Linked DNA regions of Homo sapiens: region 1 is linked to region 2. The links are chromatin loops, found by intact Hi-C in ENCODE. Cell type or tissue: pancreas. All regions are shown on one strand. Links, peaks and the distances in the headings refer to the core of each region. The heading gives the core; the rest is flanking DNA.

Region 1 (8,379 bases), core at 277-8,276, 130 kb after region 2:
TGAAGGTCATGGTCACGGTGAACCTCCAACATTTGGAACTTTCATCCCCCTTGGGACTGTGTGGCCCTCTCACCTTTACCAGGGAAAACGGCTTTTGAGACTGTCAGAAATGTTATAGGACATCAGACCTAGAGTTCATTCAACTCAGTATCATTATCACCACTATCATTCTCATCATCATTGTCATCATCACTCTCACCATCATCACCATCGTCGTCATCGTCGTCATCACCATCATCATCATCACCACCATTGCTGCCATCATCATCATCATCACGATCCTCATCATCAGCATAGTCACCACCATCATCATCACCATCATCATCATCATCACGATCCTCATCATCGGCACGGTCATCACCATCACCATCATCACCATCATCATCATCATCACGATCCTCATCATCGGCACGGTCATCACCATCATCATCACCATCATCATCATCATCACGACCCTCATCATCGGCACGGTCATCACCATCACCATCATCACCATCATCATCATCATCACGATCCTCATCATCGGCACGGTCATCACCATCATCATCACCATCATCATCATCACGATCCTCATCATTAGCATGGTCATCACCATCACCATCATCACCATCATCATCATCATCACGATCCTCATCATCGGCACGGTCATCACCATCATCATTGAAGGACAACAGGAGCCCATGGAAAGGGCTGGATTCCCAGAGGAGAAGCCTTAACTACTGCTGTTCCAAAGGCAAATGCCAGGCCCTAGGAGACCCCCCCCAACGTGGGAGCCCACAATGGGGATCCTTAGTGGGGTGGGCCTGCGAGTAGGGAGGGCCTGGGAGCTGAAGCCTGGGGGTCAAGATTATTTGATTTGGTAGTTGCAGTGGTTTGCAACTTTGTGTGTTACCTAAGAACTTTTTTTTTTTTTAATCATGATGCTGGTGCTATACCCTGGATTATTTAAATCAAAACTGCAGAGAAAGGGAAGCATGGGACCAAGAAGCAGGTGATTTCAATATGCAGCCAATGCTGAGAGTCGCTGGCTGAGGGGCAGTTTGTGAGGCAGTGTAGCCCAGCGCTTCTCAGACTGTAATGTGCACAGGAATCACCTGGCCATTTTGTTAAAATGCAGATTCTGATTCAATGGGTCCAGGCTGGGGCTTAAAAGTCTGCGTCTCTAACAGGCTCCCGGGGGATACTGTGGCTCTGAAGTCACATGGCCCAAGCCAGTTATTAGCTGTGTGACATTCAACAAGGGCCTCAATGTCTCTGGTTCCAGACTTCTCATCTGTAAAAATAGAGATATGAGGCTGGGTGTGGTGGCTCATGCCTGTAATCCCAGCACTTTGAGAGGCTGAGGTGGGTGGATCCCTTGAGATCAGGAGTTCAAGACCAGCCTAGCCAACATGGTGAAACCCTGTCTCTATTAAAAATACAAAAATTAACTTAGCATGCGCCTGTAATTCCAGCTACTCGGGAGGCTGAGGCAGAAGAATCGCTTGAACCCGGGAGGTGGAGATTACAGTGAACCGAGATCGCGTTCACTGCACTCCAGCCTGGGTGACAGAGTGAGACCTTGTCTCAAAAAAAAAAAAAAAAAAAAAGATATGAGTAATACTCATTTTACCAAAACAAGTAAGATTAAGAAAATTCAGTATGATGAAGATACTGTTTTATATATAAAGTGCTTAAGCATTGCCTGGCAGGCTGTATCTCAGATATGTACATACAGATGTATGTCATATACATTATACGTATCCTGCTGTTCAGAGGACATTCAGTCTCTTCTGATTAAACCAAATTCCCACCATAGATTTTTCTGCAGGGGTGGAAGGTGGAGAGATAGAGATGTAGGTGAAGGAGTCAGGACTTACAGGTATGTAGGTGGTGATGAAAGGAGATTAAACTGAGCAACAGTCAGCTCCCTGTCCTGTCCCCCACTAAGGGACCAGGAATTCGTTTTGGTACCCCAATCTGACCGCGGACCTCTTCCAGCACTTTCTGTGGGTCAGGCAGGGTGCCAGGCCCTGGGAACACAGAATTAAATTGGATTCCTGCAAATCAGGAGCCAGGACCAGTACGGAGCTTGAGCCTGAAGAGAAGGCACGTGCAGGCAGGAGCTGAGATTCCAGCAGGAAGGGGTCCCCTGTGCCCTGCTAAGCACAGCATGGCATGGAAGCCTGGACAGGGACTGGGCAGTTCTGGGTTCCGGTCACCCATTAACTACCTAGTGGTGATGTATCTAGGGCAGGGCAAAGATCTCTGGACTTTCACTTATTCAGCTCTGAAATCTCTCTGACAGTCGTAAAGAAGGTTAAATGGCCATGCATATGAAAGTGCTGGGGGAAAAGTTGTATATTTCAATCCACGGGGCTCCTCTATAATAAAAGGCACCAAGCTTCACATCTTTCTGAGTTCGACAACAGGCTAGCTGTCTATGGGAACTAATGAGAAAATATTTGCTCCTGATCCCTGGAGGCCACCCAGCTTTTGGGGAACAAGGGTGGGTACCCTGAGGGAGAAGGGGTACTCCAAGAAGTGGCTTTTCTTTGTGGGAGGGAGAGATGGGAGTAGCAAGTGGTGGCCTGAGAGAGGGGGGTTGTCTGCATCCAGCAGATAGGTGGGGTACTCTTCCTCGGAGAGGGGCCTTGAGAGTCAAGGAAGAACAGAGGCTGCCTCAGCTGCTCCAAGGCAGGACACCTGTGGTCCCCTCATCTCCATGAGCCTGCAATGTCCCCCATAAACAGACCCTAGCCTGGGGGCAGGGGGCAGAGGGGTGGGCCTAATGGGCCCCATTTTCTTTTTTCTTTTTTTTTTTGAGATGGAGTCTCACTCTGTCGCCCAGCCTGGAGTGCAGTGGCGCGATCTCGGCTCACTGCAACCTCCACCTCCCGGTTCAAGTCATTCTCCAGCCTCAGCCTCCTGAGTAGCCGGGATTACAGGTGTGTGTCACCACACCCAGCTAATTTTTCATATTTTTAGTAGAGATGGGGTTTCACCATGTTGGCCAGGCTGGTCTCAAACTCCCAACCTCAGGTGATCTGCCTATCTCGACCTCCCAAAGTGCTGGGATTACAGGCATGAGCCACCACACTTAGCCTTTTCTGACCCCATTTTCCAAACATATTAAACTTGATCCTTGACAGAGGTCTCTGGCACAGATGAGGCCCCTACTCTTCTCTCTTCCTGGGCCCTCTGCTCTCTGGGTTAAGCTGCAGTCCCTTACAAGGGGATCCCCTTGGAAGGGGTTGGCCAGAGCCTTTGGGAAGCCAGGCCCGGCCTGTTTTAGATATCTCCTCCTCAGGCCATGTACCCTCTAATCTAAGGTAGGGGGGCCAGCAAATGCCTGCCCTTACTGGGACAGGGTTAGATGTGTGACTTAATAAGGTTGAGAGCCACAAGTAATCCCTTAAGCACCGTGCTGTGTAACCTAAGATTATCCGGCCTGCAAACACCTGTTTTCACTCCTTCGCTGAGAGCAGTATTAAAAGCCTGCTGGTTAATGACAGTAGGAACTGCCATGAGGTGGGATGCACAAGCATTTGTCCCTTCTTGGAAGCATCTCCAAGGTTGAGCCCAGCTGCACACGCCCGTGAGCAAGGTTGAGGGACTGGAAGGGCTCGCCCAACTTTCCCTCCATATACAGTCATCAGGACCAAGCCCGGAAGCTTGAAGGTCAGGGCCAGGGTCGCGGTGCGGGGGCGGTTCTCGGGTTAGCACAGCTGCTCACTTCGTTAGTGATGGACAACGGGTCAGTCCTTTAACTCCCTGATCCACAGCTTCTACATCTTGGGAGGGAGGCAGAATAACACCTATTCTGCTCGCTACGCACGAGGTAGTCCTGAAGACCCAGGTTGGTGGGCGTAACACTGCACACCAGGCCAACACCACATCCCAGAAGACGGGAGCTAGGTTATTATAGACTCTTGAGAAACAGAGCCGGTGCCAACCCTGTGAAACTGACCAATCATGTTCTAATCATTTAGAACTGCAAGTCTCCGCGTCGGGTGGCACAGAAGATGTTGGCAATTTGTTGGAGAATCATTTCTCTGCTGGAGACGCAAGTCTAGAGGAGAAAGAAAGGGCGCTTTATGCAGACACAGCCCCTCAAGACAAGAAACTGCTCCTTCACTACCCAGATGGCAGGGAGGCCGAGAGCCCCAAGAAGACCCCCGCGTCTGCCGCCAGCGCGGGCCCCGATCCTGAAGCCAGCCTCTCCAATGCCTCAGCCACAGAGTCACCTCCACCTGGGGAAAGGGACGACAGGGACGCTGCGGGGCCTGGGGAGGAAAAGAATGGCCCACCAGTGGCAAGCGCCCTCCCTCCAGGAGGGGCCAAGGGGCCTGTGGAAGAGGAGTGGCCGGAGCCCAGTTCTGGAGAGGGACAAGGAGAGGAGGAGACTGGGTTTGGGCTCCCCACGGAGGGAACTGCCAGTGGAGAGGCAGGAGGACAGGCTGGGGGCCATGAACTCCCCGAGGAAGTCCAGGAGGTCCAAGGGGACAGCCTGGTGCAGGGAGCAGTAGCAGGGACAGCAGAGCCAAAGGCAGAGGGGGCCTCTCCTCACTCAGAGGGTGATGGGGTCGGCCCACTGAACGCAGAGGCCGAGGGCAGCCCTGGGCCTGGCGAGGAGCCTGCAGTGCCAGAGGGAGCCCCTGACGTCGCGGCTGTTGGGGGAGAGTCGGAGCCAGATATTGACACACAAGCCAGTGAGGGCACCGAGGACCAGGGGGAGCCCGGCCCAGCTGCAGAGGCCAGTGCAGAGCCTGGGGGCGCCCAAAGCGTTAAGGCAGGGGACACTGAGGAGAACCAGTCCCCAGAGATGACTGAGGAGGACGCAGATGAAGCCTCCTCTGAAGAGGAAAGTGGTGATGGAAGTGGAAGCGAGGAAGAAGGAGGAGTTCCCTCCGAAGAGGAGTCCGAAGAGGACAGCGGCGATGGGGCTAGCTCAGAAGAAGCAGAGGGCGCCTCCGAGGAGGCCACGGAGCCCCAGGAGGCTGGGGAGCCCCAGGAAGCCAGGGAGCCCCAGGAAGGCGGGGATCTGCAGGAAGCCGAGGAGTCCCAGGAAGGCGGGGATCCCCAGGAAGCCGAGGAGCCCCAGGAAGGTGGAGCGCCACAGGAAGGCGGGGAGCCCCAGGAAGGTGGGGATCCCCAGGAAGCCAGGGAGCCCCAGGAAGCCAGGGAACCCCAGGAAGGTGCAGAGCTTCCGGAAGCCACAGGAACCACAAGTCACAGGGACAGAGGGGCCCAGCCTGGCCCGGAGGAATTGAATACAGAGTCCATGGGCAGTGAGACCCTGGATATGAAGGCAGAGGAGCCCGAGGAGGGACATCAGGGGGAGGGAGAGTCCCATCATTGTTGCCCAGGGTAGGAATTAATTCCCTAACAGCAACCCCGTCCCTTGGGCAGCTGCATTCTCCCTGGAAGTCTTGTGTGTAGGGGACAGGCAGGGACAGAAGGTGGCAGAGGGTGGCAGGCCCTTTTCACAGTCCCGGCCCGGGGAGGTGGCTTCAGGCTGTGCATTGGCCACTGGCCTCCAGCTTGGAGGGGCCAGTGAGAGGGGTCAGAGGGGCCCTGGTACTTCCGAGTCAGGGGCCCCAGAACCTCCCCTTAGGGTCCCTGATGCGCCGTAGCCCATGCCAGTGCCTCAGCCTAAAGGAGCAGCGAGCTAATGGAATGATTGGTGCCCCGGGGCCAGCGGGTGGAGGGACGTGCAGGGAATGGATGGGGGTGGGTTGGGAACTTCCCTGGTGATTCCCTTAGTGGGCTAGGACTGGGGTCTCCCCTTGAAGACTAGGCTGTAGGAAGCATTGCAGAACCAGGACTGAGGGGTCAGGATCATGAGATGAGAACTCAGGCTGTGACCGCTGTTGACTCTCAAGTGCCCACCTAAAGCAGCCAAAGCTGCCCTCAAAGGGCTCGGGGCCAGGAGCAGAGGGGGAAGGGCCGGGCTAAGCTCTCGGGCAGTGTGAGAATTGCAGCCAATACGAGGGTCGGTCAGGCACCTTCATGGCTGCATCTGCTTAGTACATGGACTTAGACCAGGAGTGGGGCTTTCAGGGTAGAGGTCGAGGTCAAGTCTTCACTCTCCAAGATGGCTTCCCCACAGGCTTCGTTGAAGAATTAATTTACATACTTTTTTTTTTTTGAGACAAGGTCTCACTCTGTCACCCAGGCTGGGCTGCAGTCGTGCAGTCATAGCTCACTGCAGCTTCTAACTCCTGAGCTCAAGTGCTCAAGCGATCCTCCCACCTCAGCCTCCTGAGTAGCTGGGACTACAGGCATGCACTATCACGCTAGGCTGCCTGCCTAGAGCCCCTCACTGGCTCCCATTGCTCTTGGGATGAAACCCAAAGCCCTGTGGAAGGTCCTGCCCGGTCAGCCCTGAGGACCTCAGCAGCTCCCCAGCACCCAGGCCTCCCCAGCTGCAGCCAGACACCCCTTCTCCTGCTTCTTGCTAAATAAGGCTCGTCTGGGGCTTTTGCAGAACGCTTCTCTCCACTGGTCACCTAACTCACTCCCCCCAGCAGAGACCTGGGGAGGCCTTCTCTGACCGTGCTGCTGAGACCACTGGTGCAGGCACACTCCTGAGCCGCACTTAGCTTTCAGAATGTTTCCTTCTGTGGCCACCTCATCATCTGTAATGATTACATTTTATTAATTATTTTTATTGTTTTTGAGACAGGGTCTCCCTCTTTTGCCCAGGCTGGGGTTCAAGCCAAAAGGCATTCTCCTACCTAGCCCTAAAGCCTCCTGAGATGTTTGATGTTTTAATTTTTTAAGATAGGGTCTTGCTGTGTGACCTAGGCTGGAGTGCAGTGGGGTGGTCATGGCTCACTGCAGCCTTGACCTCCTGAGCTGAGAGAATCCTCCTGTCTCAGCTTCCTGAGCTGAGACTATGGGTGTGCACCACTCCTTGGAAAGTTTTTTTTTGGTAGAGATGGGGTCTTGCTATGTTGCCTAGGCTGGTCTCCAACTTTTGGGCTCCAGTGATCCTCCCATCTGGACCTCCTAAAGTGCTAGGATTACAGGTGTGAGCCACTGCACTCGGCCCTAGCGTTACTTTAAAGACTATCATCTCTGACTCCACTGGACTAAGAGCAGCTGCCTAAGGAGTTGTGCCTGTTTTGGGCACCACTGTATTCCCAGCATGATGCTCAGTGCCTGGCGTGGCGAAGGTGTTCAATGCATATTTGTTGAATATATGAAATAAATAGATAAGAAGGTTTCTGCAGGTTGAGCTGTGGACCAGCTCCCCGAATGCGAATACACTACACATGGAACTTCATAGAGTCTGGATGATCAAATTCCTTCCTAAAGGCAGAGCTCAGTCCAGTGTAACTTGGCAAGACCCTGTTGAGCCCCTGCTTGAGGCCCAGCCCTCGTCTGCTGTGCCGGGGCCCAGAGCTCAGCTGGCTGTTAGCTTTGCTCTCACTTGGCTGTCTGCTTCTCTCCACAGAAGAGACGGAGGATGCAAATGAAGAAGCCCCATTGAGGGACCGCTCCCACATCGAGAAGACCCTCATGCTGAATGAGGACAAGCCATCCGATGACTACTCTGGTAACCAGGGGAGGGAGATATGCCCAGGGCTGGGAGAGCCCGGCCACCAGGGCCCGGGCAGACTCCTGGAGGCTCCTGAGAGCCAGGGCGTGCCGGGGCTGTATCTTGGAGGCCGGGGCTGTATCTATCTTGGAGGCTGGAGGGGACGTTGGGGAAGAGGAGAGCCCTGAAGGTGGGAGGCTTCGTGGAGGAGGCTCTGTGAGCAAGGTCCAAGCCTTGGGGTTCCAGGTGGGCACAGAGGAGGAAGGGCCATCCAAGTAGACGGCCTGGTGTGGGCGAAGCCAGTGCAGCCCCATGCTGTGCTGATGCCATCTCCCTCGCTGTGATTTTTAGTTTATAAAGCCGTTTCATGTGTGCTGTTTCATTTTATCTTTGAAACCCAAGGATTGCAGCAGGGCTTGTCTCCTCTTAATCAATGAGCCACCTAACTGGAGCTCAGGCTAGCAGCGATTTGCTCCTGGCCCACGGCTAGAGGGTGGCGGATCGAGGGGTAGAGTCTCGCTAGCCTGACTCGTCACCCCATAGGCCTTCCCACTGTGGGCTCCCAGCAGGGAGCTAACTCTTAGAAAGAGGCCACCTGGGTTATCTGACCCCACCCCTCCGGGGAGTGTCTGGGAGTACACTGACAGGCCAACGCCAGGGCCAGGGTGCTGTTCTGCGCGCCTGCTGGGTGCTGGGCCTCTTTGCCTTCTAAGCCTCAGGGAGCACACACAGAGGTGGGCAACAGAGATGGAATTCTCATCCACCAAAGAAAGGGCTTGCAGTGAGGCAGCAGGCCGAGACAAGGTTTCAGACACACTACTGAGGTGAGGAAGGAGGAGAGAGGTTTTAAAAAA
Region 2 (8,205 bases), core at 1-8,000:
TTGGTAAAGTAAAGGTTGGGCCTGATGATCTCAGAAACTCAGGAAGAGTGATGGTCGGCCCCAGGGTCGAGAGTGAGTTACTGCCAGGTCCAGGGCTGTCCCTGTGTTCTGGCTCCCAGACCACAGTGTTTCTTCCTGAAGCCGGTGGTTGCAGCCACTTTGCCTTGCTCCTCTACGCCTTTCCTGAAGGATGAGGTGGGGCCAGTCTGCCTCTGGGAGCTCGGTCAAGTTCACCCGCCTGCCTGCCTGTCCAGTGAGTAACTAAGCCACCCACCATGGAAGCTTTCATTCAGGGTGCTTTGGAGGGGTTGGCCTGGGGCTGCAGCTCTGTGCTTCATGACCTCGGGTCTCCGGGAGCCTTGCCCCTCGGCAGCCGTTTCCAGGGCCCATCTCTGTGGGCCCACAGGGAGTGGCCTGCTAACCGGGTGCCTGCTTTGCCCACAGGCCAAGTACCTGGCCCAGATCATTGTGATGGGCGTGCAGGTGGTGGGCAGGGCCTTTGCACGGGCCTTGCGGCAGGAGTTTGCAGGTAAGCATGGGTCCGTCTCCCCTGTGGGCTGGGAGTTCCTCTCCAGGTCAGATTTTCCCCGTAGCCATGGGCACCTCAGGCCTGGCGGTTCTGAAGTGTGCGTGGCCTGAGGCACTTCCCATGGTGGGGGGTGATGCCAGACCGGGGCATTCTTCAGTGGTACCTGGTTAGCAAGAGCATCCAGGGCAGGAGCTGGCACACTGGCCCATCTGGATACCTGATTTTGTAAACTTGTTTTTTCTTTTTTTGGAGATGGAGTCTCACTCTGTCGCCCAGGCTGGAATGCAGTGGGGCAATCTTGGCTCACTGCAACCTCTGCCTCCTGGTTCAAGTGATTCTCCTCCCTCAGCCTCCTGAGTAGCTGGGAATACAAGCACCCGACACCATACCAGGCTAATTTTTGTATTTTTAGTAGAGACGGGGTTTCACTATGTTGGCCATGCTGGTCTGGAACGCCTGACTTCAGGTGATCCGCCTGCCTCAAAGTGCTGGGATTACAGGTGTGAGCCACAGCGCCCGGCCCTGGTTTTGTAAATAAATCTTTTTTTTTTGAGACGGAGTTTTCGCTCTTGTTGCCCAGGCTGGAGTGCAATAGTGCGATCTTGGCTCACTGCAACCTCTGCCTCCCGGGTTCAAGCAATTCTTCTGCCTCAGCCTCCTGAGTAGCTGGGACTACAGGCATGCGCCACCATGCCCGGCTAATTTTGTATTTTTAGTAGAGACGGGGTTTCTCCGTGTTGGTCAGGCTGGTCTTGAACTCCCAACCTCACGTGATATGCCCACCTCGGCCTCCTGAAGTACTGGGATTACAGGCGTGAGCCACCGCACCCAGCCCTTTTGTTTTCTTTTGAGACGGAGTCTCACTGTGTTGCCCAGGCTGGAGTGCAATGGTGCGATCTTGGCTCACTGCAACCTCTGCCTCCCGGGTTCAAGCAATGCTCCTGCCTCAGCCTCTCCAGTAGCTGGGACTACAGGCATGTGCCACCACACCCAGCTGATTTTTGTATTTTTAGTAATTTTGTATTTTACAGGTTTTCATCATTTTGGCCAGGATGGTCTCGATCTCTTGACCTCGTGATCTGCCCTCCTTGGCCTCCCAAAGTGCTGGGATTACAGGCGTGAGCCACTGTGCCCGGCCGACAGGCTGCTTTCAAGGCAGAGTTGAATGGTTCCAGTGTAGGCTCATTAGCCCGCAAAGCCTAAAATAGCTACTCTCTGAGCCTTTAGGAAAAGTTTAGCAGCTCCTGATTCTAGGTTCTGGGGTCACTGAAAGGGGAGAGGTCACCCAAGGCAGTGGCTTTGGTGGTCTAGGTGACAGGTGGGCAGCTGGGCCCCTGCAGAGCCCTCTCATGCCCGCAGCCCCACTATACAGTCTCCATCGTAGCCTAAAGCTCCCCAATTTGCTGTTCCCCTGGGATATGGGGGTTGGGGGACAGGGTCATCTCATGGTCTAGGTTGGGGACCAGGAGCCAGGATTAGCGGTCAGATCCTGCCCTTACCCTCCAGTGAGGCACGTCTGTCCTCACTTTCCCAGCCTCTACCCCCTAAAAAGGAAACCACTCCTGGAGAAGAGGCAGCTCCTAGCCACCTGTCCCTGTGTCTCTCATCCTGTGCTGGTGGCAGGGGTGAGCCACCAACTCGGAAGGCCCAGGGTGAAGTGTGGGCTGCTGAGGACTGAGCGATCACCCACATGTCCACACAGCCAGCCGGGCCGCAGCTGATGCCCGAGGACGCGCTGGACACCGGTCTGCAGCCGCTTCCAACCTCTCCGGCCTCAGCCTCCAGGAGGCACAGCAGATTCTCAACGTGTCCAAGCTGAGCCCTGAGGAGGTCCAGAAGGTGAGGCCACTGGGCCACCCCAAAGTTTGAGAGGGAGAGGCTGCCAGGGTGGGAAGAGTGAAGGGAGGCCTGGCCAGGGAGGTCCGATGTGGAGGCTGCAGCTGCACCCAGCTCGGACTCCAACTTTCGGGAGCCACTGTTGCTCGTGAAGTTTTAGGCCTGAGGCAGGACAGTCTAGAGACAAAGAGTGCCTTCCAGTAGCAGCTCAGTTGCCCTCCAGGGTACCCGTCCCCATCTCTGCCTCTCAGTGGCCACAACAGCTGGGTGTGGCACACAGGGTGGAGAGGAGTCCTGTTGCCTCTCTCACGTGGCCCCACATAGCCTGCCCAACATCTCTTGCCTGCAGTCTGCAGCCCTCTCACCCGTCCCCTCTCCTCTGCAGAACTATGAACACTTATTTAAGGTGAATGATAAATCCGTGGGTGGCTCCTTCTACCTGCAGTCAAAGGTGAGTGGTCTTTGATTCTGGGAGGAATGAAGTCATGGGACCCCTTCTTCTCACCTGGGGCTCAATTCCTAGTTGGGGGAGCTGGCCAGCTAAGGGCTTGGCACACAGAAAACTGTGCCAGGCTTTCCCATGGTGCCCCAGCCTCAGGGAGGCCCCCTGAACTGCCACCCCTCTGACTGCTTCAGCTTTGCGGGGTCCAGCCACTCAGGCTGTGTCACCCCAGATAGAGCCCTCCCTCCCAGCAGCTGGGACTTCGAAGGAGCAGGAGCCCCCGTGGGTGGGGTGCTAGAAACAGCTCTCAGCTCACAGAGGTCACAGCATGCGCTGGGCCCTGCAGCCCAGCTCTGTCTCCCCAGGCCACCCCGACCCTGGGGTGCCACTGAAGGAAGCATTGGTATCCACCCACTGCCCTTCAAAAAATGGACCTGGGCTGATGGGAATAGGCCATCCCATGTGGGCAAGGGGTATGGGGCGGAGGCTTGGCCTCCCGGCCTGATTATCCGTGACCCACTAGGTGGTCCGCGCAAAGGAGCGCCTGGATGAGGAACTCAAAATCCAGGCCCAGGAGGACAGAGAAAAAGGGCAGATGCCCCATACGTGACTGCTCGGCTCCCCCCGCCCACCCCGCCGCCTCTAATTTATAGCTTGGTAATAAATTTCTTTTCTGCATTTCTCGTTTGCATGTGTCCAGATTCCAGAAGGCAGGTTGCTCCTCCTGCCGGTTGCAGGGCTGTGGGTGCTGGAGATGGGGAGGCAGCAGCCTTTAACAGCCCAGAAGGGCCGGGCTGGGTAAGGTTGGCGGGCAGCCAGCCAGTGGGCTCCAGCTGAGTCCTGTCACGTACAGGATGCAGCCGCTCCTGCTTCCACAGCACCCGTGCCAGGGTGAGGCTCCCTCCCATAGCGCCCCTGCCCCTCCCACGGGGTGGCGGTCTCCTGGCCCCAGAGCTCTTGTCGGCAGCCACCCTGTCCCTGGGGCAGGTTTGAACCTAGCACCTCAGTAATCTGGGCACAGTACCCCAGAATGTGGCTGGGGGGAGAAGGGCCTTTGCCCACCACTCTCCAAAGCCGCAGCGGGCAGTAGTGGGCTGAGGACTTGGACCTTGGGATGCTCCGCCTGGAATCTTCTGTCTCAGTTCCTGTCACCTGTGCGCCCTCAGCACCTACCTCCTTCCCAACCTTCCAGTTCCTGCTCTAAGCGGCAGATTGAGAGGGAGGGGCACCTGCAGGGTCGGGGAGAAAGCCCGGATCAGGCCTGCAGGGGCTCAGGGCAGTGGTGGCCTCATGTCAGGGCCGGGTTCCTGGCACATCCACGACATACAAGCCATCTTTGCAACTCACTTTTATTGTTTCTTTATAAACTTCCTCTCCCATGGAGGAATATATTGTTATAGTCATTAGCTTATCTCTTTTTTTAAAACTCTATGCTAACAGCAATGGAGCCAAGAGGAGGAAAACATAAGCTACGATAGAAAGGCACTTAGAACCTGTTAAAATACTGACGTCCTGGAATGTGCAACAACACACCAATGACAACCACAAAAAGTACACCGGCCCTGCCGAGCCTGGTCCGTCACCGAGTCGCATGCTGAGCTCGTCGGCCTTCCAGTGCCCTGTTCCTCCGCTCTGCTCAAGTCGCAAACCCATGACCCCGCCAGGGACTTAAGGCCTGGGGCCCTCACAGGGGTGGGGGGTGCTCAGGGCCTGGGTGGGGCCCGAAGAAAGGAGACCAGCTCCCTCCTACCTTGCTCATAGCCCCTTCGAGGGGCAGAGCCAGTGTGGCTGGGCCCTGTCAGGGCTGGAGTCCAAAGCCCAGTGGCAAGGTGGGCCGGGTCAGGGTGACCCCTCTGGGACAGAAGGGCAGTCCGGGAGAGGGTGGGGTCAGCAGAGCTGCCAGAGGACCTGCAGGGCCACTAAGGACCCCAAGGCTGTCCGGGCAGCTGCCTCGTTTTACAGATGGGGAGGTGGAAGGGCCTGGCCACTCAGAGGCCTGGTGACAGGGCAGGCCTAGAAGCCAGAACTCCCAGCTGCCAGGTGGGAGAGGGAGCAGGGAGAGGCCCCAGATGGGGGGTGCATGGCTGCGTCCATCCCTCAGGGCGTCCTGGGATGGGACTGGGGCACAAGGCCCTCCAGCACCACCCTTAAGTGGTTCTGGCCCCTGCCAGGGTCCCTCTGAGTGGCACAGAACCTGGGGGGGCCCACTGGGTGTTAGGGGTGGGGAAGTGCCTCTGAGAAAGCGGCCCAGCAGGGAAAAGCCAGAGGAAGCAACGTGTCATGGGTCCAGCACCCTCCTCCAGCCACTGCTTCCCTCAAGGCCTTCAGTCCACAGCCTCCAGAAAGCTCCCAACACAGCACTGACTGGGAGCCCCCTCCCCTGCATGCTGTCACTTGGAGCCCCCAGACCAGGAGCTGTGTCCCAGCCTGTGGTCGGTCGTCCCCAGCCAGCCTCCCCCTTCCTGTTACAGGACCAAGGACCCAAAGGCCTCTGCAGGGGGCGCTGCCCAGGCCAGGCCCAGCGGGGGTAGAAGGAGGAAGACGGGGCGCTGGGCCTGGCCCCACATGCTCCCTGAGCCAGGGCCCAGGTCACTCAGTATCTTGGCACCACAGCTGGCCTGGCACCTCCCCTTGCCAGCTCAGGGGCCCTCGGACCTGCTTCCCACGCTCCCAGGGTGCCCCAAAAGGTAGAGGGAGGAGACCCTGGGGTGCAGGGGTGGAGTGGCCAGCTATCCCGTCTGGTACTGCAGGCCTGGCCTGGGGTGAGGACGGCGGCTGCAGAGCGGGCCTCCTCCTAACTAGTGGGAGGCGCCTTGTCCTGGGGGGCATGCTTCTACCTGGGGCTTTGCAGGGGCCTGCATCTGTCTTGCTTTCCCTCTGGAGGCAGGGTCAGAGGGAAAGGGGTCCAAGGAGCCCCCAGGGCAGGGGCTGGGTAAGCCTAGGAGGGAAGGGCAGGCCTCTGGTCCCTGGGGGCTCCTCTCAGGAAGGGGGAGCCTGGTGCTAGCAGGGAGGGCAGATGCCACCCCACCCACCCCCTCTGCTGGGAGAGGGCAACTTGCCATGGGTGGTCACTAGGTGAGGGAGGTGCCAGGGTGGGAGAGGGAAACGGGAGGAGGTCGGGCAGGGGAAAGCCTCTCAGAAGCTGAGGGCCAGGTGGTGGGGGACAGACAGGAGCGAGGCTTCAGCACCCAGGAGCACAGCTCTCCCTGCATGACAGGCCAGGTCCCCACCCGGGGGCTGGGAGGCCAGCCATGAATGACCTAGCACCATCCTTGCTCCCGGCGGGCTGGGCTGGGGCTGCCCGGGCAGTAGGACATTATTGCTATTTCACAGAAGAGTTTCCGTTCGTCGGGGGCAGTGCCGGGAGCTGCCGGGGGGGCACCACAACTGTCCGCAGGATGGGCTCAGTTCACCACAGCCGGTTTGAGCAGCACCGAGCCCGGCGGGATGACCACCCAGCCAGGGGCCAACGCCTCTGGGCTGCTGGCAGCTGAGTTGACGCCCGTGGACAGGTCCAGCACGGTGCCTGGCAGCAGGGGGAGTCCATCGGGGCTTGGCCGGGAGCAGCTGCTCTCCGTCCTTTCAAGGGGCGTCTTGTGGCCCTCCATGCCCAGGGCCCTGGTGGGCACCGACCCACGCCCCTTCTCCCCCTCGGCCTTGCCACCAGCTGCGCCAGCAAGGAGGGAGACCACAGGCAAGCCCAGTCCGCCAGCCCCAAAGGGCGAGGGCAGCAGCGGGTTCTTGGCCAGATTGAGAGGCAGGACGGGGCCTGGCAGCCCAGGGCCCATGCCCCCCCCACCCCCACTGCCCCCACCGTTGCCACAGGCCAGGGCACTGAGGTCAAGGGGGCCGGGGGCCAGGGGTAGGGGTAAGCCGGGCAGGCCAGGGCCTCCAAAGAGGGCAGCTGGGTTGGGGATGATGATCTGGGCCCCACTGACATAGGGGCCGCCGTCGGGGGCGGGCAGTGGCGGCTTGGGGGGTGGGCGCAGCTGCAGGAGCTCTTGCTGCTCGTGGGACACAAAGTGGCCATGGGCCTTGATGTGCTTGCGCAGTGAGCTGGGGTCCGTGTAGCGCTTGTGGCAGCCGGGCATCTTGCAGTAGTAGGGCTTGTCCACATAGTGGGTGCGCGTGTGCTTAAAGCGGTCACTGGAGTTGGAATAGCGCTTGTTGCAGCCCTCGTAGGGGCAGACGTAGGGCTTCTCACCTGCAGGGTGGTGCAGTGCAGTGCCGCCATGAGGGGTCTCTCCCCTTCCTGGGTCTCACCCCATGCACTCAACATTTCCCCGGGCCAAGCACTCCCTGGGAACATAGATGCCCCAATTCTGGGGGCAGGGGGCATCCCCAGCACATGGCATGAGATCTGCCCCCAGGCAGGGCACAGAGGCTGAAAACTCAGCCTGGTTGACTCCAGCTCTGCCTAGCCTCGCCCTGCACCCTCTGCTACAGAGGATGTGCCTTTCAGCAGCAGAACATGGCCTTGGAGGCCGGGCCCGGTGGCTCACGCCTGTAATTTCAGCACTTTGGGAGGCCAAGGCAGGCAGATCACTTGAGGCCAGGAGTTCCAGACCAGCAGGGCCAACATGGTGAGACCCCGTCTCTACTAAAACTACGAAAACTAGCTGGGTGTGGTGGCAGGTGCCTGTAATCCCAGCTACCTCAGAGGCTGAGGCAGGAGAATCACTTGAACCTGGGAGGCAGAGGTTGCAGTGGGCCAAGATCATGCCACTGCACTCCAGCCTGGGTGACAGAGTGAGTCTGTCTCAAGAAAAAAAAGACACCATGGCCTTGGAGATCACATCCTGGCACGAGGCGCCCAGCGTGGGCCTGGCCACAGGGAGTGCTGCCTGGGCGCTACTGCCCTCACTCAACAAATGGCTGAAGGTTCACCAGGCATCTTCTGCTGCCCTGGCCAGAGCAGGGGGCCACATGTAGTGACTGACCTCCTGATACATGGCTCTCCACCTGGAGATGTGCTGCCAGGGTGAAATAAACACCAGGAAAAAACATACACATCAGCTCCTTGAGGCTTTGTCATGAAATGAAGAACTTCAATATCTCACTGATTTGTCTTTAATAATGAATTGATAACACGTTGGATGTACCGGGGTCAACGAACCATATTACAATTAATTTCACCCATTTATTTTTGCTGTGTTTTATGCAGCGATTAGGAAATGTAAAATTATGTCTGTGGCTCTGACAACCAGAGCTGTCCTGGTATGGGCCTGGGCTGTAGTGAGGAGTGAAGCCGACCTGGCCTCTGCGATCACAGAGGTGGCATTAGTCAGAAGATACCCACGGGAACCAGGAAATGGCATTGGTGCTCCAAGAGCAGGTGCTGGGTGGGGGTCTGACCCCCAGGGGATGCTTCCCCTAGCAAACTGCATTGGAAAAGGGA

The links. Peaks named below come from ENCODE experiments on the same cell type or tissue, not always from the same donor. Only the 100,000 strongest peaks of a DNase experiment are listed, where the experiment ranks them.
Region 1: a loop joins it to region 2, with 2.7 times the contacts of the local background. A loop is called at or near these places in 62 of 110 quality-filtered maps.

What each region holds. Positions count from the first base shown.
Region 1 is chr16:4,203,697-4,212,075 of GRCh38, reverse strand. SRL (sarcalumenin) reads left to right here. Exons shown (of 6, transcript NM_001098814.2): 2 at 7,442-7,543. Among named protein-coding and RNA genes, the nearest start is that of SRL, 34 kb to the left of the region's middle. In pancreas, for the core only: no CTCF peak of the experiment used is centred there; a DNase peak (open chromatin) is centred at 4,479.
Region 2 is chr16:4,335,531-4,343,735 of GRCh38, reverse strand. GLIS2 (GLIS family zinc finger 2) reads right to left here. Exons shown (of 7, transcript NM_032575.3): 7 at 4,141-7,011. The coding sequence ends at 6,212. CORO7-PAM16 (CORO7-PAM16 readthrough) reads left to right here. Exons shown (of 31, transcript NM_001201479.2): 28 at 445-529; 29 at 2,232-2,368; 30 at 2,751-2,816; 31 at 3,331-3,485. The coding sequence ends at 3,417. It overlaps PAM16 (presequence translocase associated motor 16), which reads left to right. Exons shown (of 5, transcript NM_016069.11): 2 at 445-529; 3 at 2,232-2,368; 4 at 2,751-2,816; 5 at 3,331-3,485. The coding sequence ends at 3,417. Among named protein-coding and RNA genes, the nearest start is that of GLIS2-AS1, 11 kb to the right of the region's middle. RefSeq lists enhancers at 2,702-3,447, 3,448-4,194. In pancreas, for the core only: no CTCF peak of the experiment used is centred there; DNase peaks (open chromatin) are centred at 3,605, 4,855, 5,505, 6,335 and 4 weaker places.